7 separate regions of the Mus musculus genome follow, and all the other regions are linked to region 4. Evidence: chromatin contacts called from ENCODE Hi-C data. All regions are on one chromosome and are shown on one strand. The core of a region is the stretch at or near the end of the contact, and the rest is flanking DNA. Distances in the headings are between cores, read along the strand shown.

Region 1 (3,143 bases), core at 166-2,665, about 78 Mb before region 4:
TAGGGTTCCACAGGGTAGTCCTTTTTTAAGGTTACTGGGGTACTCATAGACTTGAAATGTCGCTGTCCATCTAAATACAACATGGACTCTCCATATGTTTTAGGGAAAATCAAGGGTACTTCTTTTTCTGACATGAATGTAAAATGAAAGACATTGGTGGTCATATGCTCACGACTGTCAAGAGAGAACACTTCACTATGGACTCTGACTTGAATGTAATTACCCTGGGTGAAGCATACCTGTGAAGAAAGAAAGAGCAATGAACCAACTTCAACAGGCTTCTGAAACATGATATCATCTACTGTTACCACATATGGCCGAGAACCTCCAAAGCTACAAGCAGTAGCCCATGCAAGTTCATATGCTTTTCTCATAAGAAAACCACCAAAGATCCGATTGAATACATTTCGTTCCTGAGGGTGACAAATATCCAAGCTCTTGAGTTTTGTATCCTCCATCCACACTGCCTTAGGAGGCAAAATTCGACTCTGAAAACTTATAGTCTTTGGATCCAGTGTGCTAAGAAACAGTTCATGTATGATATTCCTCTCCTCAGAACTGGGAGCCACTTTCAGTAATGAACTGGTGCTAAAGGCAATCCTTCGGCTCTTGTTCAATTCTCCTTGTGTAAAGAGCTCTTCTTCTTCTTTATTTTCCGGAATGAGTGGATTTACAAATGCCGGCCTCTTATTTTCAGAATCTTGAGCCACCATTACAAAGGTTGCATCCAAAACAGGCCAATATGTCTCATCATCGTGCAGCTGGAACATTTTCATCTTCACTTCCATGGTTGTATTTCCAACCCAGCTAACATGGCCAGTGAACTTAATGTCCTGTTCAGGGCTTAAGCTGTGTTTACACATATCAATCTTGTCCACCAGGACTGTAACTATTGATAAAAGAGACATATTGGTAGAATGATTGTGGTTGTGCATGTAGCAAACAAGAACTCCTAAGCTGTCAAGGTCCTCAAGAATCCTGCCAAATCTTACTGTATTTTGAACAGTCACATATTTGTCTCGTAGTTCAGGGTCAGTACCCAAAGGTAGGAGAACTTCAATGTAACTATCCCTTATTTTCCTCGGTGGTAGGACTTTCTGTGATTTAGGCAAAAAACTATGAAGTAACTTCCTTTCCTCCATTGCTTGTACATGGTCTCTCCAGACTGTGGAAATACCTACTATCTCCCGCAGCTTGACTTGAACTTGATGGATGTGTAAGGGTTCACTTATTTTGTATTGGGATCCTTGAGATAGTCCTCTGCCATGAGTAAGAAGCCCCTTGTTCAAGGTCCAAAGCCTCATCGCTGCCCGCTTCATGGCACTCCCCTGCCTACCCACGGGTGGACAACCAAGGTCCTCCCAGGTAGAGAAAAACCGGTAGCAGAAGAGTGTGAGCGTGAGCCCACCTCCAAACACCGGCAACTGCGCCGGACTGAATCTTGGTCCCCACCTTCTAGGTGACGCCACAAGAGGGCCCGGGATAGGGTTCCATGACATTATAAACCCTTATATTAGAAGGCCTGATAGAAACCGAAGACATTTAATATGAAATGGTAACTAGCTACAGCCTCTCTTCCCAAATATGCAGGATCCATAGTAATATGAATCAGAGTACACAATTGTGAACACATACAGCCTCAGATCAAGAGGAAATTAATCACCTAATGGTAAAACATGGTGTGACTTTCAGCTGTTTGTTCGTATTGATGAGGGATGCTTTTGTTTGTATTTTTTTAAAGCACACACAGGTGTCAGCTCAGAGAGGTCAGAGGACGGGCTCCAAAAGTTGTTCTTTCTTTTTGCCACAGATATTCCACATATCAAGATCAGATTGTCTGACTTGGTAACAAGATCCTGTACCTGCTGTGATATCTTATTAGTCCAGCATTTTTATTCTATGTTTAGAATCTTTTAGCTATATTTACAAAATGAAAACATGAACCAAAGGTATAAATATGTTTCGGATTGTTAATAATAAAGTAAATTCATGCCGTGGTTTCTAATTGGTAAAAACTTAGAACTTTTGATGGTGGTTGTTTTCCCTGACCTTGCAAAGAGCTTGGGAATATGCATGGTCTCACTGTTGGGGAAGAGTGACTATGTAGTTATAAATACATAAACATTGGCAGCATTCCTGGTTGTTTTTCTGTCTCTGCCCAGCAAGCCACTTGCAGCATATTAGCAAACACTTCCCAATGAAAAGATCTAGAAGCCTCTGCCAGAATCTCATCTTCAGGGAAGGGAACAGCTGACAACAAATTTCATCAAAACTGTTGTAAGGCTTACTACTAATTGGCAGCATTCAAAGAGTCTATTTATATACTGGCTTTGAGCCATTGTCATACAAATGAAATGTTGTGTAGGTAGGTGATTTTATTGACAATATAACACACACACACACACACACAAACACACACACACACACACACACATGAATATTTTATATTTTAAGGAAGGTTGGCCTGCATTGCTTTTCATACAGAACTCATTGCTAAACTGCTGATGGCTGCCTTCTCTTTAATTTGTCCTCTTAGTCAGATTGCTCATTGTTTTAGACAGATGTACTCTGATTCTATTTATTTGTATGTTTCTGTCTTATTAAATTTTCTAATATGTTCCACTTTACTTGATTTCTCTCTCTCTCTCTCTCTCTCTCTCTCTCTCTCTCTCTCTCTCTCTCTGTGTGTGTGTGTGTGTGTGTATGTGTATGTGTATGTGTATATGTATATGTATATGGCATATATATGGCACACATTGGATGCAATCCATCCCCCACTTTTGTCTTTGCAGTTTCTTTTCTATCCCTTCTTTCACCTTCCCCTCTCATTATGATGAGCTGCCTGTTCTTTTGGCAAACCCATTGATTCCTCATTATCCTCTGTATTTGTGGATGAATATGAGTTCATCTGTTTGAACCTGCATTGCCTTTCACAAGCTGAGTCCAAGAATAAAACCCCCTCTCTTCCAATCAGCTGTGAATTGGTCGCTAATGTGGGACTAAGTTGTTCAAGCAGAGACCTTTGTTGGTAGGTCTTGTGCACATATAACAGAAGCTGTTGTTCAAATATATGAATACAAGAGCTGATACCTTGACTGTGTTAGAGGAGAATGTAGGGAACAGACTTCAAGTTACAAGATAAA
Region 2 (3,127 bases), core at 106-2,605, about 80 Mb before region 4:
ATCAGAAATAGATCTTCTAGTATGTCTAAAAATGTTTAAAAAGTTGTGCGTTTGGTTTTGAAAACACCCACATAGTCACAGCTTAGTCAAAAGTTCATTGTCCATATAATTGAGGTCAAACTGAATTCAAGAAAGTACAACAACTCACTGTCCATTTGACAGTGAGGTAATGCTGCTGTGGCTGTCTCTGCCTCCTCTCATTCCCCCTCTTTCCATTCTTTTCCTGTCTTTTAACTAATGCCACAACCTTTCTATTTCAGTGTGATTCTGGCCTCAGCAAAATGTATCCCTAAAATACTGAAATATTATTGGATTTTAATGACTAAGACAGAAATTGAATGATTTAACAACATCCTCTGTTTTCTTAGATTTTTTTTCTTCTCGAAATATAGATTAAATTGCATGAATAACAGTAACGTTCTCATTTTCATTTTTTTCTTTTTTTTCTTTCTTTCCTTTCCTTTTCTTCTTTGTTTTTTTTCTTGGGGGTGGGGTTTCAGGGAAAGAATGAGGATTCTTCAAATCCATGTCAAGGTATATTTGTTAGGTTTTGAGCAATACCTTTCTTGCTTGCTTGCTTGCTTAATTCCAGATGCCCCCTAACATGTCCATTTCTACAAACACTTCAGTTCCTAATTTGTTAAAGATAGACTAAATGAGACACTCATGTTGAAGATTTTTAAAGACTATTTCTTTTACCAAGGAACCTGTTGGACCCAAATTTGGGTAAAGAAGCATCTTTAGCAAATGCAAAGTTGTTCAGGGTTTCAGGGTGGGAAGACATTGTACAAGTGCAATAAGATGAACTGTAACCAAAAAAAAAAAAAAAGAACATATGTGCTGTCTGCCTAGTGGCTCTGTGTGAGAGTAGGTGGTGAGTAAAATGAAGGCTGTGTTGTGTACAAAAGGCCTGAGTATGAGAGACTCAAATGTAGACATAAAATGGCATCCCTTGAGAGCAGAAGTTCTGGAAGGTAGTTTTTTTTTTCCCCAACAGGAAAATTGATCAAATAAATACATACATAAGAATATTATCAAATTTAGTTTTCTCTTTTACTTAAATAAGGAGGAAAAACTATGGTTCTTTCTATAGTCTTGCATAGCAACAGAGGATATTGGTGTGAGATTTTACATTTTATTACAACTATATCAAAATATTATATATCAGTCTAAGGTTTCTATTGCTGCAGTGAAACACCATGACCAAGAAGCAAGTTGAGGAGGACAGGGTTTATTCAGCTTACACTTTCACATTGCTGTTTATCATCAAACAAATTCAGAACAGGAATTCACACAGGGTAGAAACCTGGAGGCAGGAGCTGATGTAGAAGAGATGGAGGAGTGTGGCTTGCTGGCTTGCTTTTTCTGGCTTGCTCAACTTGCTTTCTTGGATAACCCAGGACTACCAGACCGGGGATGGCACCACCCACAATGGGCCCTCCCACTCTTGATCACTAATTGACAAAATGCCTTACAGCTGGATCTTATGGAAACATTTCCTCAATTGGGTCTCCTTTCTCTGTGACAAGTCCAGCTTGTATTAAGTTAACACACAAAACCAGCCAATACAATGTATATATTGTATGCGTACAGAAATTTTTTCCTGACTTTTATGGACACTTAAAGTTTTCGTAGTAATTGATAATCTTGAATGCTCTGACTTTTTCTTGTAAGTACCTTTTTTTGACTAAAGAGATGTAGAGACCTTTTGAAATGACAATACCACAAAAGGAGCAGGGTGCATATGATACAAATTAGACTGGTCATGTGCCAGAAGAAGATGGCATTTAGAGAATGAGAGTAACCATAAGTACTATGAAGCAGACACATAATATTTGAAAATCAAACTAATTCTGATGATGAACTAAAATCCATTGGAAAAGACAGGCAATGCTCTCTTCCTGAAGTTATAATTCAGTAACTAACTGACTATGAATTTCCACGAAAAATATGATCCCTCCAGTATGAAAATCTTAACTGAGCAAACACAGTCATTATATTGGGGCAATATAGAACTTGGAATATTCTGCCATCTGATACAACGTGAGAAGAACAGTGTGAAGTTTCTGTGATAATCCTGTGTGTCTACAGAAAATTTTCAATATGAGGAAGCATCACCCCGAAACTGCGGAAGATGCTATCATACAGTTAGGATACGCTTATTATGCTTAAATTTTTTCTGAGTTTCTAAGTCCAAAATATACTGTTGCAGCCTCCAAGACTCTAAGATGAAAAGGGAACTTGGTTCATCTCATGACTTGAGGGTAATTGTACTACAAAGGCTACTGGGAAGTGCTAGAAACTTTGTAGCAATCAGAATAAGAATACAAAATATTCTTTGTATTACATTAGTTATTTTGATATATCAATTGAGATTGTGTAAAATAATCTTTTAATGGAAGGAAATATTGAAAAGGAAACTCAGAAATAATCATCCCTTAAAACTACTTGTCAAATGGTGAAGAAGAAATGAAGAGAGCTAGTGGTGGGGGAGAAAGAGGATGGTGACACGAGGGAGCTAAAGAAGGTGACAGAAAAGGAGAGGGAAGGGGAGAGAGGAAATGAAATAGGGTATGTGTGTGAACACAGGTGTGGGTGTGCCACTGTGCAGAGAACAAAAGAGGAAATCAAATTGTTTCCACAATTGCTCTCTTCCTTATTTCTCTGCGTTAGGGTCTTTTGTGGTCTTAGTTATGGTTTGTATTATTGTGATAAAACATCTTGACCCAAAGCAACATGTGGAGGAATGGGTTCATTTCAGCATTCCGTTCCACAGTATCCATCACAAGAAAAATTCAGGGCAATGATTCAAACAGGGCAGAAACCTCGAGGCAGGAGCTAATGCAGAGGCATTGGGAGAACACTGCTTAGTTGCTTGCTTTTCAACCCAGTAGCAACAAAATAGCCTGAGAGTGACACTGCCCACAGTGATCTGGCCCTTGCCACATCAATCATCAATCTAGAAAGAGCACCGGGGTCTTGCCCATATGCCAACTCAGTGGGAACATTTTCTCAATGTAGGCTTATTTTTGCAAATGATTCCTACTTGTGTCAAACTGAAATACTGTTATGCAGCTCCCTCTCTGACCCTAAAAAAATTATCATTATGGCTAAGATGAGTGGCCAC
Region 3 (3,135 bases), core at 139-2,638, about 79 Mb before region 4:
ACTGAGGCATCTATCTATTATGTTCCTTTCTTTTACAGTCTAAGTTTTGACAGAGATCTGAACTTTTTATATTCTTCAAAGTTTCTAGAAAAAAAAGTTTGTTCCAAGTCTCAACTGACAGTATCTAATTAAGCTTTTTTTTCTCCTTAGCTAGCCTCAGGAAAGACATTTAAAAGATACAAGAGCAACAAATACAAAAGTACCCACTAATGACTGATAGATAATCACCTGTTTTGTCTTTGAAACCTCCATTCTGGAATTCCAGAGGATAATTTTCACCCCTTAAAAAGCAACATGTGTTATGTACTATTGTTTATAGGTGCCTGCTCACTAAGGAACAATGCAATTAATTGTTGTCCATCCCTTTATTTGGGCATCTGTGATCCATCTGTACAGCACACACAGACTCCAGCACAAATAATAATTCTGTGGCTTTCTCTTTTCTCAGATTTTTCTGTATTTTGGTCCATGCTTTCTTTTACCAAAAAAAAAAAAAAGTGCCTATGTCATATTTTAATCATACTGTTTAAGCCTAATTTATTAAAATTCTTATATAGGTTAAAAGGCTGACTTTACAAAGGCACCTGTATTCTTATTTTTAAGGAAAAAAATTGGCTAATTTAATTTAGGGTCTCACTAGTTCAGTATGAAAGAAGCGAAGTTGTCATCCATGCTAGAAATATACAAACATTTTTAGATCTATTTTCACCTATTTACTCTGTGTTGATTTGTTGGTAGGTATACTTGAACATTTCTAGTTGCCCTTTTTATTTTACTTTTCTTTGAGGGAGGATATGATAATGACAGCACAGTCTGTGAGCATTACAAGGACAATGCTTGGCAAAGGTACATGGAGGAACTTTTCAAAGTGTTCCTCTTGTCAGCAGTATCCTAGACAGTTGTAAGATGTTATGAAGGATTCATTAATAAAGTCTGCATGAAGTGGAATAGGCTTGATACTTTATAGATACCACGTACCCCATTTATCTGTGTTAACTGGCTGAAATCTTTTGTGCCTGGCTAGTGCATAATTAACATGTCACTATAAAACTGCTCAGCGTTTGGAAGAATAAATTCACATTCCATTAAATAAGGATCATCACCACTTTAATGGTCTGCATGTTGCATTTTAATAGCCGTATAAGTAACCAGAAAATTAAATAGGTCTTTTATCTAATATGCATTTTCACATTTAAGAGTACTCCTTGCAAAAGATAACTGGGTTGGCTGCAACTGATCAGGGTCCATTAATGTGAGATGGCTTGTGATGCAGTACATTTTCTAATACCCGGTGTGTGGAAATGTTATGCAAATTATTTGTAAATGTGAAACCCTCAAGAGCAAAGCTGCATTAACTGTTCCTATTGCGAAGGTACGGTCAATAATTCACAGCCATCAATAGCCGAACTGAAAATAAATTGTTTCTGTGCAGTTGCAAACTGCAGTAGAAATGGAAACAGCACCATCTTCTGGATTTCAGGAGCTTAGAGCGGCTCATGAACTGCTGCTGGTCGTTGCTTTCTTTGGTCAAAGTTCCAAATGATATTCAGAGTTGCATGTGAACGCTGTTGTAAAACACTTTACAGTCTGCTTTAAAATTCTAAAACATGAAGGTGTATATAGTTTCTAACTAAACTGTGCATGAATAAGACATAAGCATTTTTATGGTTTAAAGTTTTATATATTATTCTCAGTTACATCTTCCAGTACAATAAATGTGATATTTGACCTAGATTGTTTTAGTTCTTCATTGCCATTGCAAATTTATAAAAGTCTCAAAGTGAAATAATAAATAAAACAACCATTTTGGGGAAAAAGTAAAACAAATTATATATATATATATCGTCTATAAATACACCCACTGTGCTCCACTGTAATGCAAAGTGAATGAATAAATAAATAAATTCCACAAAAACAAATGCGAGAATGAGAAATTGGCTAAGACTTTCATAGTTAAGACCATAATTTAATCATCTTTTCTCACTAATCATTAGCTCTGAGGTGACGAGCTATTCAAATGTCAGTCTCCTTTACTGTCATCATAATCTTAGTGGAAATATGGATCTCATGAATATGACTTGTCAATACAAGTAGTACATTTAAGATACTTTTATTTTTCCTGTTATGAGAAAATCAGAAAGTTTGAGGACAGTGGATGAAGAAACAAGATCGAAGGTCTATTAAGCTTGGTACCATGAGAATGCTGAAGGAGGTGGAGATTTTCTACCCTGTGTCCTTCGTAAAATTCTACCTCGCCTCTGCTTTCTCTCCATGATGTGGCCCTCTAACTTTGTATTCCTCTTCTCCCGTCCTCAGTCCTGGCAGTCCTCTCCTTTATGGGTTACTTGGTATGCTCGATAACATAAGTCTCCTCAGCTACTGAACTCAAGCAGTACATTTTAGGCCAATCTAACCTGCGGCTTCTACTCTGTGTGGGCTGAATGGTCCAGGACAATTGTTGACCAATCATCAAACTCTGGTAGGTTCACACAAGACCCTAAACTTGATTCTTAATCTTCTTGATGTTTTCTTCTAATGCTTAGTTTTAACCAGCTTGCAACTATCGACATCCCCAAACCATTCCATGATACCAAAAGTAGGTTTTGGCATTCATTTTTCCCTTCTCTTTCTTCAAGGAAATTTGTTTCAGATGAGGTTGTAAAATAGGACTTGAGATGTCTCAGGGGTTAAGAGCTCATACTGTTCAAGAGAAGGCATGTTTTCGAATCTTTGAAGCCTCATATTCATGAGGACCACTAACATCAGTTAACTCCAGATCCACAGTGATCTAACACTTCTGGCTTCCATGGATGTCTGCCCTTATATGGATGAATCCACACACAGACACACACACTCATATACATGATTAAAATAAAATAAAGTTTAAGAAAGAAAAAAAAGCATAAAAACATCAGGTGTAAATATAAGGTAGTGTTGACTGAAATTATTTGCAATCATGATAATATTCTTTTCTCTCTCTCTCTCTCTCTCTCTCTCTCTCTCTCTCTCTCTCTCTCTCTGACCTTCTTCCTCCTCCTCCTCCTCCTCCTTCTCCTTCATTTGTTGGGATAGAGGACCATCATTCACAACCCTTGGCATAGCTCTTGATTTTACCACAACTTCGATTTATTTCAC
Region 4 (2,999 bases), core at 251-2,750:
CACAAGAATGAGGAGAAGTCAAATCATGAAATTGTTAGAAACCAGGGCAAAGGTGCTTGGATTTCAACTTAAAACCAAGAGTAGGAACTAGAGATTTGGGGGGGAAGTGGAAGTTACTGGTGACTTTCACTACAGCTGTAGGGAAAAAAAGGAAAAGGAAAACAAAATAAAGACAGGGGGCTGGGGAGATGGCTCAGCGGTTAAGAGCACTGACTGCTGTTCCAGAGGTCCTGAGTTCAAATCCCAGCAACCACATGGTGGCTCACAATCATCTGTGATGGGATATGATGCTCTCTTCTGGTGTGTCTGAAGAGAGCTATAATGTACTCAATCCACTAAATAAGTAGATTTTAAATAAGAAAAAGAAAGAAAGAAAATAAAGAAGACACTAAGCTTGAATGGCGTTTGTCTGGGACAGAATGAGAACTGTCAATAGAAGCAAAATACACTGTTAGGGGCCCGTGCAAAGGCATGTGACTCTCAACGTCATCTCAACGAGAACATTTGGAGAACTTTAAGCAGAGTATAATACGACCAAAAATTACATTTGAAAAGAATTACTCTGGTGACTTACAAGGAAATATGTAGACTTGGTTTTTGTTTTTTTTTTTTAATTACAGAAAATGCTTAATAGTCTACAAGTGTAATCATAGCACTAGGAAGGTGAAGGCAGTACTGAGCGTCCAAAGACAAAATGGACTAGGCTGCATACTGAATTCAAGGCCAGCTTAAGCTCCAAAAGACCCGGGCTCCAAAAGACCCTGGCCGTGCTTCCCAGTTCTCTGTAGGGCAAAGGCCAATTGTTTTCATTTAATTGTTCATCAAGCGCTACTATATATGCAACATTCAGCTGTAGGCCCCGTGGAAACTACAAAATGAAATTCTGTCCACAGGAAGCAGCAGATGGCACAAGACACGCCAAGATAAGAACGTTCAGGCGAAGAATCCAAAGTTGCCGGTCCTTTCCATTCGTAAAGAGGATATGGAAGGGCCCACAGAGGAAGTGGCTCGTTTTAAAGTACGAGTAGAATTTGAAGATGTGCAACTGTGGGTTAGGGTTAGAACTAATCTCCGGCCGAAGCACTAGTTGGCAACCCCGAGCCGGAAGGCATGGGGTGGGTTCTGGGAGCACATTAGAGTTCCTGTCTGGCCGAAGTAAGGAAACAAGAATTAAGTCAGACTGACGTATAACAAGGGCGATGTCCACGGGCCAAAGTCTAGGCTCATAATACAGTCCTGGAAGTGGCCTGTGCCCTGGGCAGCCAACACTGCTCCCGGGGCCCGCGCCCCTTTCACTCTTGCCCGCCGGAGCTGCCCTGGCTCGTGCCCCTTCCCTGAGGCGTTCTTCCCCTTCCGGGCTGAGGCTACGGCTATCTTCCCGCTCCTCACCCACTCTCCAAACTCGTGGGAGCCGCCTCCACCGCCAAGACTCACCACCCCGCGCCTGAACCGCCTAACGCGGCCTCAACGTCGCCGAACAGTCGCCATCTTTCGCGTTTCCAGATCACGGAGGAGCACCCAGGCCGCGCGGCAAGCCGGGAAAGGGAGTTCCTGGGCCTGCACCACGCGAGCTGACGAATAGGCCCTGAAAACTACCAATCCCAGAATGCACGGCGCGAGGGCCGGCCAGGCCGTAAGGTCTTCTGGGTAATGTGGTTTGCCAAAGGTTCGGTGTTTGTAGGAGAAAGAATTTTCCAAGTGTTGTCTTTCTACTTACAAGGTTCTTCCGCAGCAGTCTTTCTGGAATCTTCTAGTAGGTATTGCAGTTGATTTCAGTCAAAGCTGGCAGCTTTCAGCGAGAAAGTTTATACGGTAACAAATAATTTGCTTTTTTTTTTTTTTTTAAAGATTTATTTATTCATTATATGTAAGTACACTGTAGCTGTCTTCAGACACACCAGGGAGTCAGATCTCATTACGGATGGTTGTGAGCCACCATGTGGTTGCTGGGATTTGAACTCTGGACCTTTGGAAGAGCAGTCGGGTGCTCTTACCCACTGAGCCATCTCGCCAGCCCCCCCCCTTTTTTTTTGAAAAGTGTTTTTTATAAAAATTGTGAGAGAGATTATTGCCTCCGTGGATGAATGGAAGATAATGAACTAAAGATTAGTTCACTGGAGTAGCTTAGTACTTCACAATGAAGGTAGTACAGTTTTCACAGTAGAACTACTCCAGTCACAGGAGTAACCTTGGGGCCCCGGCAGGATGAATGCCTGAACAACCCCAGGGTACCCACTGTCCCCCTACTCCCAATAAATAATAAACTAACATTTCAGAGGTTTCCCTGGAAGGACTTCCCCCTCAAGTATCTTACTATTTATTCAACATTCCTCATGGGACCTTGCTTCCTCGTTTCCCTGGTCTTCAGGAACTGCCCACTTGGGCTACTTGTTATTGTTGATGTCTTCCTTCAGGTTCTCCATACATCAGTCCACCGAATTTTTCTTCTAGTCGTAGACCCACTTCCTTTCTCTTGGGTTCAAACAGTACCGTCAGCACCCGCTGAAACAGAATACAACATTGTGCGAGGTAGGATGGTTGAGATTAACCAGGGTACCCACTGCCTCCTTTTACATTTTCCATCCTCGGGTTTGCTTTAATCCCACATAGTTGTTGGTCTTTCTACTTTAAATTTATTCTATTTTTATCTGCATTGGTGTTTTACCTACATGCATGTCTGTGTGAGGGTGTCAGATCCCCTGGAGCTGAAGTTATAGACAGTTGTGAACTGCCCTATGGATGCCGGGAATATGAACCTGGGTCCTCTGGAAGAAAAACCAGTGCTCTTATCCACGGAGTCATCTATCTCTCTAGCCCCAGGTCTGGTTTTTCACTCTGGGTATTTTTTCAGTTCTCAAACAGGGTCTCAGAATACACCCTAACTAAAAAACTCAGCTACGCTGACAGTGGCTCAATGTCCTATAAGGAGACTTTTGGAGAGCTCTTGTAGCCTCTGATATTGCAAATTCTAGTGCAGGGAGGACTTGGTCAGTCTGAAT
Region 5 (3,223 bases), core at 159-2,658, about 80 Mb before region 4:
ACAGCTTTGGTGGCTTGGAGCCTGTGTCACTGATTTGGGAACTTACTCAAAAGTCTTGAAAAGGCTGAATAGTCGGACAGTTGCTTAGGGAAAGTGTGAGGTAAGATCAGGAAGAAATGGGAGGGTGAAATGAAGCCAAGATCTACAGACTTCAGCAAAAGCCCCCTTTCCATAGGACAGGGTTTAGCTTTGAAGTAACCTCCACAATTAATTAGTAGTTATTTTCTTCAGACCATAATACTTTATACATTCTATTTTATATACTACTCTGTACAAATTTCACTTACTAACATCACCACAATCCACTCAGATATTGACATTTAAGGAACACCTTCAAAGATTTATAGGCTAGTCATTTACTTTAGAGAGTCTCTTGATTTTATAAATTCAAAACAAAATTGGGACACAGAGATGACCACATAGATAACAATGAGAAAATATGCTCTGAACCATCAAGACATTACTTTTAAAAATACTGAAATAAACTGAAAGAATAATGAATTCTCATTTAGATAAGATTCAGTTGCAAAGCTAATCAATTACTCTCTCTCTCTCACGTCAATATCTATCTTATCATCTATCTTATCATCTATCTATCTTCTATCTATCTATCTATCTATCTATCTATCTATCTATCTATCCTTCTATCCTTCTATCTATCTATCTATCTATCTATCTATCTATCTATCTATCTATCTATCTATCTATCTATCCATCCATCCATCTAACATCTATCTATCTCTATCTATCTATCTATCTATCTATCTATCTATCTATCTATCTATCTATCTATCATCTATCTATCTATCTATCTATCTATCATCTCTCTATATCTATCTATCTACAGAAAGAAGAGGGAGAAAGTCACTTTTTTAAAACTATGAGTAATGAAACTAAAAAGCAGCGACCTCATGGAGCACTGGTAGCATGTCTGACTCCATATAAGAAGGTTGTGTGTTTAGGTCATGTCAGGGTCAAGTTAGGTGGTTTTTTTTTGTTTTGTTTTTTGTTTTGTTTTTTTTTTTTTTTTTTCTTTTCAGGGTATGGTGACTCATGCCTTTAATTACAGCACTCGGGAGGCAGAGGCAGGCAGATTTCTGAGTTCGAGGCCAGCCTGGTCTACAGAGTGAGTTCCAGGACAGCTAGGGCTATACAGAGAAACCCTGTCTCGAAAAAAAGAAAAAAGAAAAAAGAAAGAAACTAAAAAGTAAAAATGAATAAAACCTTTTTGCAATACTAGTTTTTCTTCTTGTTGTAAGTGGTTCTGATCTAGATCATATATGCATAAGACCAAAATGGACATTCTTTATTAAGCTATTTTAACAGGAAAGGATTGAGGCCATATTGGAAACCTGGTAGACTATTTGTGATTTTTTTTTTCCAGCTGTGGAATTATACTGAGTTTGGAACGTGACATTTACAACTCTGCAGGAAGGTAGCAGAGCAACTTCTTCCCCAAATTTATCTGAACAAACCTCCTACACATTGTGAAATATTTAGAAGCAGGCCTGAGATTCTTAGCATGAATTTTGCCTCTTTTTTTTTTTAATAATAAAAAAGACTGGAGTTGAGTTTTCTTCTCAGCATGTACAGCCGGCATAACTGCTATAGCTCAGCTTTATTTTCTTTCCTTTTACTACTGATACATTGAAATTTTCTTATTTCATTTCTAAAAGACTGGGTTAACATGACTAAAGCTCTAGCACATAAAAAGCTAGATAAATCTAGTAATTATATCTACTGACATTTTTTTTTCTTTTCAGAATAGGGCTTTAGCTTTACAAATCACTGTGTGAAATTGTCATCTAAATACATGATTACATTTCTTTCTTTTTTTTTTTTTTTGCTTTCAAAGAGTTAATTATTTTATCATTACAATTTGTCTGCATTTGTGATTACTGTGAGCATCCCTAAGGTTGTAGGAGCATTTGGGATCCCAATGTGTGAACATTACCAAATACTGACAGGTCTATATAATTTGGATAAAAGAAACTGAATTTTCCCTTCCATTTGGTTAAACACTTAAACCTGATATAACGTTAGTTCTCGTCACACATTGGGCATCTAAATAGCTATTGCATAAATACTCGTTGAGTGACTGATTAATCTTGGCACTCCAATACTCTGTTTTCTAATTTTGGCAGTGTGGAAAATGTCAGGTTCCATACCTTCCCCACCCTCAACCAAAAAGGCAACATGTTTCATTCATATTTGAAAAAGCATATTCTAGAAATGTCACAGCAACCTTTAAAGATGACAGTCTCTGCCTAGGAATTCTTGACAGCAACTATGCACAATTATGCCAGCTATATATCGAAATTTTCTTACATCATTTTACCAAAAGTGATAGCCTGAGAAGACAGCATGTAAGGACTGGGTGGAAGGAAGAAAAATCTTGATGCACTCTTTAAATATTTATTTTAATATAGGATAGAAAAAGTGGAGTTCAATTTTAAGTTGTTTAAAAAAGAACTAAGTGGTCTCGAATACTTAAAGTTAAACTTAGGTTTTGAGAGAATTTTCTGTATATTTATAATAGAGTCCAATTTTATATCTCTTTGTATTCAAATTGGATGAGAAATGAAGACAAGCAGAAAGGTACAATCCAAATATTTTAAAGTGTAATGCATTGTCTTAGTGATAAGATATACATCAGTGATAGACAGTCTCACCAACATGTGTGCTTAGAAAACTTGCACACAGAATTTTACGACTAATCAGTTATACTGAAAGCAACTGAGGATACATAGCCGTGGTGGTGGTGGTGATGGTGGAGGTGGAGGTGATGGTGATGGTTATTGTTACGTTATTGGACATTTATTTCCATTCTCTGTTCCAGAATCTGCATTGCGTTTTATAAAATGACACAAGTAATTGTCACAATAACTCAATATGGTAAATACTATTCTGTTCATTTTATAGCAGAGGAAAATATGATAACTGAAAATGAAGTGAAAGTGCGTAAAGTCTAACGACTGTGAAATGGAGTTGGAAGCTAAACTAGATCCAGGTGTGGAGCTCTTCTATCCACAGTTACTACTGGGGGAACTTTTCAAAAGTCAACCTTTGTCTCTCAAGATATTATGAACAATGAATACATTTATGTCAATAGTGGTAATATGAAAAGTAACATTTTTATTTAAAATAGTAGCATATTACCCTTGTAAATGCCAATATCTATAGTATATTAATTTCTGAATCAGAAGTAACATTAGTAAATATG
Region 6 (2,882 bases), core at 31-2,530, about 77 Mb before region 4:
CCAGGGCTTAGGGCATACAATGCAAGCACGTTTTGATATGGGGAAAATGTGAAAAGATGTAAAACACTTACTGGGCAAGCCTGAAAGCCCATGTCTGGAAAAAGAAACAAATAACAAACAAACCATCAAACCCACTTAAACAGCACGAGATATAAATCTGTGCCTGTAATTGCAACACTCAAAGGAGATGACAGAAACAGGAAAACTCCTGCATGGTTGGCATATAAAGTCTGTCTTACTAGGCACAAGTAAATCACAAAGAGTCTCTGATTGAAATGCACTGAAATCTGCGGTTCTTTTCCTCACCTAAGAACCATGTCATGAATGAGCTTACACACACTCATACACACACACAAATACACACACACACACACACGTACACACATATACATACATACACAAACACACATATACACTCACACACACCATAAAAAATAAGTATTTTATACTAAATGGCTAAATTTAATTTGATAACATGTCTGTAATATGTTTATCTAGCACATTCATGTGTAAATCGAAATTTTTACACGTGAAACAATAGTGGTACAAGTTTTCTTTCATTTTCATAGGAAAAACTACCTTTCTAAAATCAGATAGTTCTCCTCCAACTGCCTCCCTGTCGGCATGTCTATTAAATGTGTCCTGGTAAATGGCAAATGAAAATAAAAGTCACTGCTGTGTATATTTATATAAACGCTTTTTCCATTTGATGTGCACTTTTCAACTCACAGAAAATACAAACGAGCTGCCTTTTAATGCAGCAGTTGCAAACCACATTCAGAGATAGGCTGGTAAACATTTAACTTTAGATTAGCTTTCTCCAACTTTTAAGCACTGAAATTCAAGATTTGCTTCCACACTGAACCTAGGCCTCAGCATCTTTTTTTAAGCCTCTCTTGGCATCTCATTTTCACGCACCATCTGAGATGACTTGGAACACATCAGAAAATAACACCACTGCTTCTACAAAACAACTATCTGGACAGTGCCTATTTCTGCATCCATCATTTATGGGACTCTTTCCGGGGAGATTTTATTTTAAGTGTCAATACTAAAGGGTGATCTTATTAGAGTTGGCGGTTTCAGTCTGCACCTACTCAGAGAAACCTTATTTTTAATGCTTGGCATAAGACACAAATATAGCACTTAGTTTTTATTATTTGTGATTTTTATGTAATTAATAATTTCTGCATGTGGTATTTTAGACAACTACATGAAGTGATGTAGTATTATATTTTTAACAATTTACACCATCCAAAGAGGAGGAAAGGCGCCTTCAGTTCTTATGGAAATGAGACACAAAATTAGCCACATGCCATAAACTGAGCTTCAATTGCATCACCAGAGAACTGGAGAAATCAGTTTTATCTATGGAGATCCATTGCTGGAAACACTGAACGTTCAACATTTTCTAAGTCTCATAAAATGCCACATTTTCCATCTTTTCAGTTACTATTTATTTTAAAGAAATAAACAGAAGAAAACACACAAATGCACACTCACTCGACATATATTCTACATATCATTTATGAGAAATTTGTCAATGCTTTTGACTCTACCAATTTCAGTATATGAATACAAGGCAGAATTGTAAAGCATGTATATATGTACATGATGTATATGTATGTATATATATGTGTGCGTTTATGTGTGTGTGTGTTTTGTATGTAAAATTTGAGACTGGGTTTCTCCATGTGACCCTGTCTGTTATGAAACTTGCTCTGTAGACCAAAGTGGTGTGGAATTCACAGATATCCGTCTGCCTCTGCCTTCCATGTCATGAGATTAAAGACATGAGCCACTACCACTTGGCACTAAAAAACACAATTTGAGGACCTCAAATGATATGGAGAAAAGATTATGGGTTTAGTGATTGGAAAATGTCTACCCAGTGTTTTCTTTGCTTTTTTTTTTTAAACCAAGTATAGCTACACAGAGAAATAAATATATGATTACATTTGCAGAACAATATAATTTGCTTTGCCATTTTTACTTTCCATGTTTCTGTATTTATATAATCAATCTATAAAGAATTAGACTGCTATAATGATTCACTTCTCAAATCTCAGCACTTGGGCAGTTGGCTCTGATGGGTCTCTGTCACTCTAAGGCTAGCCTGGTCTACAAAGCAAGTTCTAGACCAGCCAGGACAACACAGTGAAACCCTATCCTTTAAAAATAGAAAGTATGTTTTTAAAAGTTGTCATTGAGTAAAAACACAGGGTTTAATCTTATGATGTGTAATTTTCTGTTAAAACTGTGATATGTTATTTAATTAGTTAGATTTTTCAATATTCAAGAAGCTATTATATTAATTTTCATATATATTGATAAACTAGATATTGGGTAATTTGATGCTGTTTAAAACCTATACCTCTTTTGGTCACCAGGATACCACTGTCCATCAGCAGATAATCTGAGAAGCCTATGCAGTGACTTTGATATCTTTCTACATTTTGCTGTGCTGAGGCTGGACAGACACTCAGGGTTTCACATTACTTGGTGGTTTTCAGAGAACCAGGGTTCAGTTTCTAGAATCCATTTAAGGACTCATAACTCTCAGTCACTAAGAGGAGAGTGATGTCCTCTTCTCACATCTCTGGAAATCGGAAGCATATGTGGTACACATTCTTTATGTACGCAAAACATTCATTAGACCCAAAGTAACAGCAAACAGCTTTAAAAGACACCACCATGTAGTTCACCACTAAAATGAGTTGTGCATTTAGCAATGTATTTCTAACTAACTGCCTTAGCATTTAAAAAAAAAATGTTTGCTTCTGATCATTTAGTCTTTGTGAGACTAGATATTTTAAGTCAGAAGGTTAAAGATGGACACGAGAGGAGGGGGTAGCAGCCTCTGCATTTAATCTGGATTCTGA
Region 7 (3,193 bases), core at 73-2,572, about 78 Mb before region 4:
GAATTTTCTCACCCTCAAGACATGCAAATGACTTTTTTCATCTGTTCTTTTTATGTTATTTGCATAATTTTCTCCTGCAAAAGTGAGAGCTGTCAAGAATTAACCATTTGAGGCTTCCACAGTCAGTTCTGTGACCTTTTCCAGAGCCTTAGATCTCTCCTGGGACCTAGTAACTTTGGATGTGGGAGAGTGGAGGATACTGAGAAGTGGGAGAAAGGGGGGATAGTGGAGGAAGAGGATCAGCAGGTATGGAATAATACCTCACTACATTTAAACAATTGCTTCATACTTATTCCCTTGGATAGAAATACCTTTCTTGCTGTTTCTTTCTTCTCATCAGCATTTAATAGAAATGATGTCTCTGTTAGGTGTGATGGACTCTTACGTTACTTTGGGTAACCACATGAATCTTTTTGTTTTGTTTTGTTTTGTTTTGTTTTGTTTTGTTTTTGTTAAGTGTGATACTCATTTCAAATGCTATTTGAAAAAAAAGGTACCGGAGCAGATCTCTGTCTTACATGCATTGGTTTGTAAGCTTGTGTCTGCACGAAACTGCCAGATAGGCTTGTTTAGTGTGAATCCTGTCTTTTTACAAGTCAGAGAGTTGCCCTCTGGAGGGCTGTAATAAACCTTTAAAGTCATTTTAGTTAGACAAAGGTTGATATATGCAGCAAGCTAGGGGCAAAGGCAAATGCAGCGATCTCTTTTATCACGATGCTTTAAACATGTTTCAGGTTTAGGCTTGGCTTACAAATCAGCCCGATCAGTCTAGTAATTGTCTCGCCGCACCTTATATCTAACACGAATGCATCTTCCAACATCCGCTGGAGAAAGCAGATTTGCTGAAGCCCCGCAATGGCTAACACTGTTTCTAATCAGCCTATAAATTATAGTCATAGTTGTAGTTTATCCATCAGGCTGGGAAAGACCAGTTTCCCAAGTGGGCTTGCTTCCTTTTCTGATTCCCAGGAGACCCACAACCTCTCCGCATGCTTTGCCTGCACGCAGGGGGAGCATTGCTTGCTAATCAGGTCAATGAATACCGCCTGGCTCCAGGGACATGACAGGCGTCCATCACAGCAGTTAGGGAGACTGAAAACAGTACAGGTTCACGGAGAAACTCCCGCTAGAAAACATCGCTCAGTCCTAATTTACTCACTGAGAAATCTCCAAGGATTTCAGCTGATCCTTTTTCTCCCTTCAGACAGCGAGGAGCTTGGCATAAACACAGGCAAAGGAGAAGAGCACGCTGCCCCTCTGTGGGTGTTGATTGAAAACTTCGATCTCCTCACCCGTTTATGGTTGATCTGAAGGATTTCTCACTTGATCACCGAGAGTATTTCAATTAAGGTAAGTGCTGCTGCGCCTGACTGGCTGCATCGCGCGGAATCTCTGCACGGGAAAGTTCTTACTGTCTGCCCTGACATTCTGCACTGCAGTAAGTGGCTATCTAAAGCAGGGGAAGGCTTAGTTTTACAAGCAAGTGTCCTGGATGGGAGACTGAATTTGGAGATAATGGCATTTCAGAGGAGTCCTTATCAAATCTGATAGTTCTGCATTTCACAAAAGAAAAATAAAGGGATATACGGGGTGAGGGGGAGATGACTTCATTTTTGCTTCTGTAATACCCGATTAAAAACCTGCAGGATGTCAAGGTAACTTGAATTTGTTTGAAGTTATTCCACGATGTCAGGGATAAAATTGGATTCTTAAAACCTTCTAAGTTTAATTGGGGGCAAAGAAATTTGCAAATAATTTCTGAGATCTTGGTCAGGTCTCTAGTATGTCCCTGAGCTGCCTTTAGATATAAGGATGTGAGACTAAGTCTCTGAGAGTTTAAAAGTGTACATTTAAGAGATGAACTTTAATATAGGGTCTAGCAAATGTTTTTCAGAGAAATGAGCTAGAACATTAATTATTCTATTGACATAATGTGTAGTCCCTATATAAGATAGATGGAATTCGCTTATGAGATAGGTTTTGAAAAGAAAGAAAATATTGCTTTCTGAAATGTTTGCTTTTAGGAAGGTAAATCAAGGTATTATGTTGAATCTTGACTTTTAGGTATATCATTTCTGAAGTTAATTTTGCAATCCACCTATAGTTAATTGAGGCTAGGTTAACGGGTCACACACAGTTTAGGGCAATTATCCACCCACTTTCAAGAAAATAGTCCATCTTATTTCTTCTGAATCCCTTCTCTTCTATTTGTGGAAAGTATCTAGAAAGATCATGGTAAAACTTTTCCCAAAGTTAATTTAATTAGGTAAACTTTCTCCTTTCTCCTTCAATTTATACAAATCAAAACACCCTGATGTATTGTTTGCAGACTATGGTAAATATAATAATGGGAATCACTCTGTTCACCAAATTCACAGAGGATATATTGACTATCACACTGGAAATAAGAGAAAAGAGTCTATGTACCTTATTATTGTGTGGGTCCCTTATTATAAAATTATTTTAAACTAATTAAATACACTATTTAAAATACAGTTTGATTCTGTTGCAGTAGTTTGCATGCTTAGTTATAATAACTAACCTGAAACATTAAAGTGCAAATGATATGTCTACTTGCCTTTTGTATATGATTTATCATGGTACCCCAGATGTGTCTTTAAAGCGAGCACTTACATTTCCCAGATGTTGACTCCAGTTTCCTCCCATGGGTATTTTGAGCTGGAAAGTCTTATAAAATATCACAACACTGTATTAATTCACTATCTTTCTGCAATCCCCATTGGAGCTATTAAGGTCAATGCTGGTGCTATTGGTTTCTACACAGGGACACAATGCTTGTAGAAGTTCTTTAGGCTTATGTTCTTGCTAGTTGTGTTTTCAGTCAAAGCCTGAAAATCTTTGCTATTTCTATTGTACTGTGATGTCTATCTCTTCATTGGGAGAGGGTGGCTTCTCCAATACTTACAGATAACTCTGGAAATCTGTGTTCCTAGTACTGACTATGCAGGGCAACTTAGTTTCTTTCCATCTTTTTTTTTAAGCAAACTAGGTAAAGAGATAAAAAGCACAGGCATATTTGATATGAAATCATCTTTTTGTTGCTAGCATCAGGTCTATAGTCCATGTACTCAGTTTAAACTCATGCTAGATTCAAACTCAATGAAGTTATGTTGGACATTGTGATCAATGAAGTGTATGGCCATCAAATGATAGACACTCTGTGTCCTAATGT

Evidence for each region. Hi-C counts contacts between places; a loop is a spot of excess contacts on that map.
Region 1: a loop to region 4 is called in a map of T-helper 17 cell, with 18 times the contacts of the local background. The contact joins the promoter of Acot10 here to the promoter of Ddx23 in region 4. A Hi-C loop is called at or near these places in 3 of 37 maps with a recorded cell type or tissue (T-helper 1 cell, T-helper 17 cell and T-helper 2 cell).
Region 2: a map of T-helper 17 cell shows a loop between it and region 4 (37-fold over the local background). The contact joins the enhancer-like site here to the promoter of Ddx23 in region 4. A Hi-C loop is called at or near these places in 2 of 37 maps with a recorded cell type or tissue (T-helper 17 cell and T-helper 2 cell).
Region 3: a loop to region 4 is called in a map of T-helper 2 cell, with 34 times the contacts of the local background. The contact joins the enhancer-like site here to the promoter of Ddx23 in region 4. A Hi-C loop is called at or near these places in 2 of 37 maps with a recorded cell type or tissue (T-helper 17 cell and T-helper 2 cell).
Region 5: a loop to region 4 is called in a map of regulatory T cell, with 59 times the contacts of the local background. The contact joins the enhancer-like site here to the promoter of Ddx23 in region 4. A Hi-C loop is called at or near these places in 3 of 37 maps with a recorded cell type or tissue (T-helper 17 cell, T-helper 2 cell and regulatory T cell).
Region 6: a map of T-helper 2 cell shows a loop between it and region 4 (25-fold over the local background). The contact joins the enhancer-like site here to the promoter of Ddx23 in region 4. A Hi-C loop is called at or near these places in 2 of 37 maps with a recorded cell type or tissue (T-helper 17 cell and T-helper 2 cell).
Region 7: a map of regulatory T cell shows a loop between it and region 4 (23-fold over the local background). The contact joins the promoter of Cdh12 here to the promoter of Ddx23 in region 4. A Hi-C loop is called at or near these places in 3 of 37 maps with a recorded cell type or tissue (T-helper 1 cell, T-helper 17 cell and regulatory T cell).

Annotation. Positions count from the first base shown.
Region 1 is chr15:20,665,335-20,668,477 of GRCm38, forward strand. Acot10 (acyl-CoA thioesterase 10) reads right to left here and starts at 1,416. Exons shown (of 1, transcript NM_022816.2): 1 at 1-1,416. The coding sequence starts at 1,319. It also overlaps a transcript of Cdh12 not described here.
Region 2 is chr15:18,929,490-18,932,616 of GRCm38, forward strand. All of the region lies in intron 2 of Cdh10 (cadherin 10), which reads left to right. Among named protein-coding and RNA genes, the nearest start is that of C030047K22Rik, 110 kb to the left of the region's middle. Within about 2 kb of position 1,356, at least 1 of the 3 ENCODE cell types and tissues checked has a DNase peak (open chromatin) inside an H3K27ac peak, as active enhancers do.
Region 3 is chr15:19,275,181-19,278,315 of GRCm38, forward strand. No RefSeq gene overlaps it. Among named protein-coding and RNA genes, the nearest start is that of Gm35496, 91 kb to the left of the region's middle. Within about 2 kb of position 1,389, at least 1 of the 3 ENCODE cell types and tissues checked has a DNase peak (open chromatin) inside an H3K27ac peak, as active enhancers do.
Region 4 is chr15:98,661,389-98,664,387 of GRCm38, forward strand. It overlaps Ddx23 (DEAD box helicase 23), which reads right to left and starts at 1,501. Exons shown (of 17, transcript NM_001080981.1): 1 at 1,435-1,501.
Region 5 is chr15:19,019,593-19,022,815 of GRCm38, forward strand. No RefSeq gene overlaps it. Among named protein-coding and RNA genes, the nearest start is that of Gm35496, 160 kb to the right of the region's middle. Within about 2 kb of position 1,409, at least 1 of the 3 ENCODE cell types and tissues checked has a DNase peak (open chromatin) inside an H3K27ac peak, as active enhancers do.
Region 6 is chr15:21,354,599-21,357,480 of GRCm38, forward strand. All of the region lies in intron 2 of Cdh12 (cadherin 12), which reads left to right. Among named protein-coding and RNA genes, the nearest start is that of Gm25101, 240 kb to the left of the region's middle. Within about 2 kb of position 1,281, at least 1 of the 3 ENCODE cell types and tissues checked has a DNase peak (open chromatin) inside an H3K27ac peak, as active enhancers do.
Region 7 is chr15:21,110,130-21,113,322 of GRCm38, forward strand. It overlaps Cdh12 (cadherin 12), which reads left to right and starts at 1,323. Exons shown (of 12, transcript NM_001008420.2): 1 at 1,323-1,350.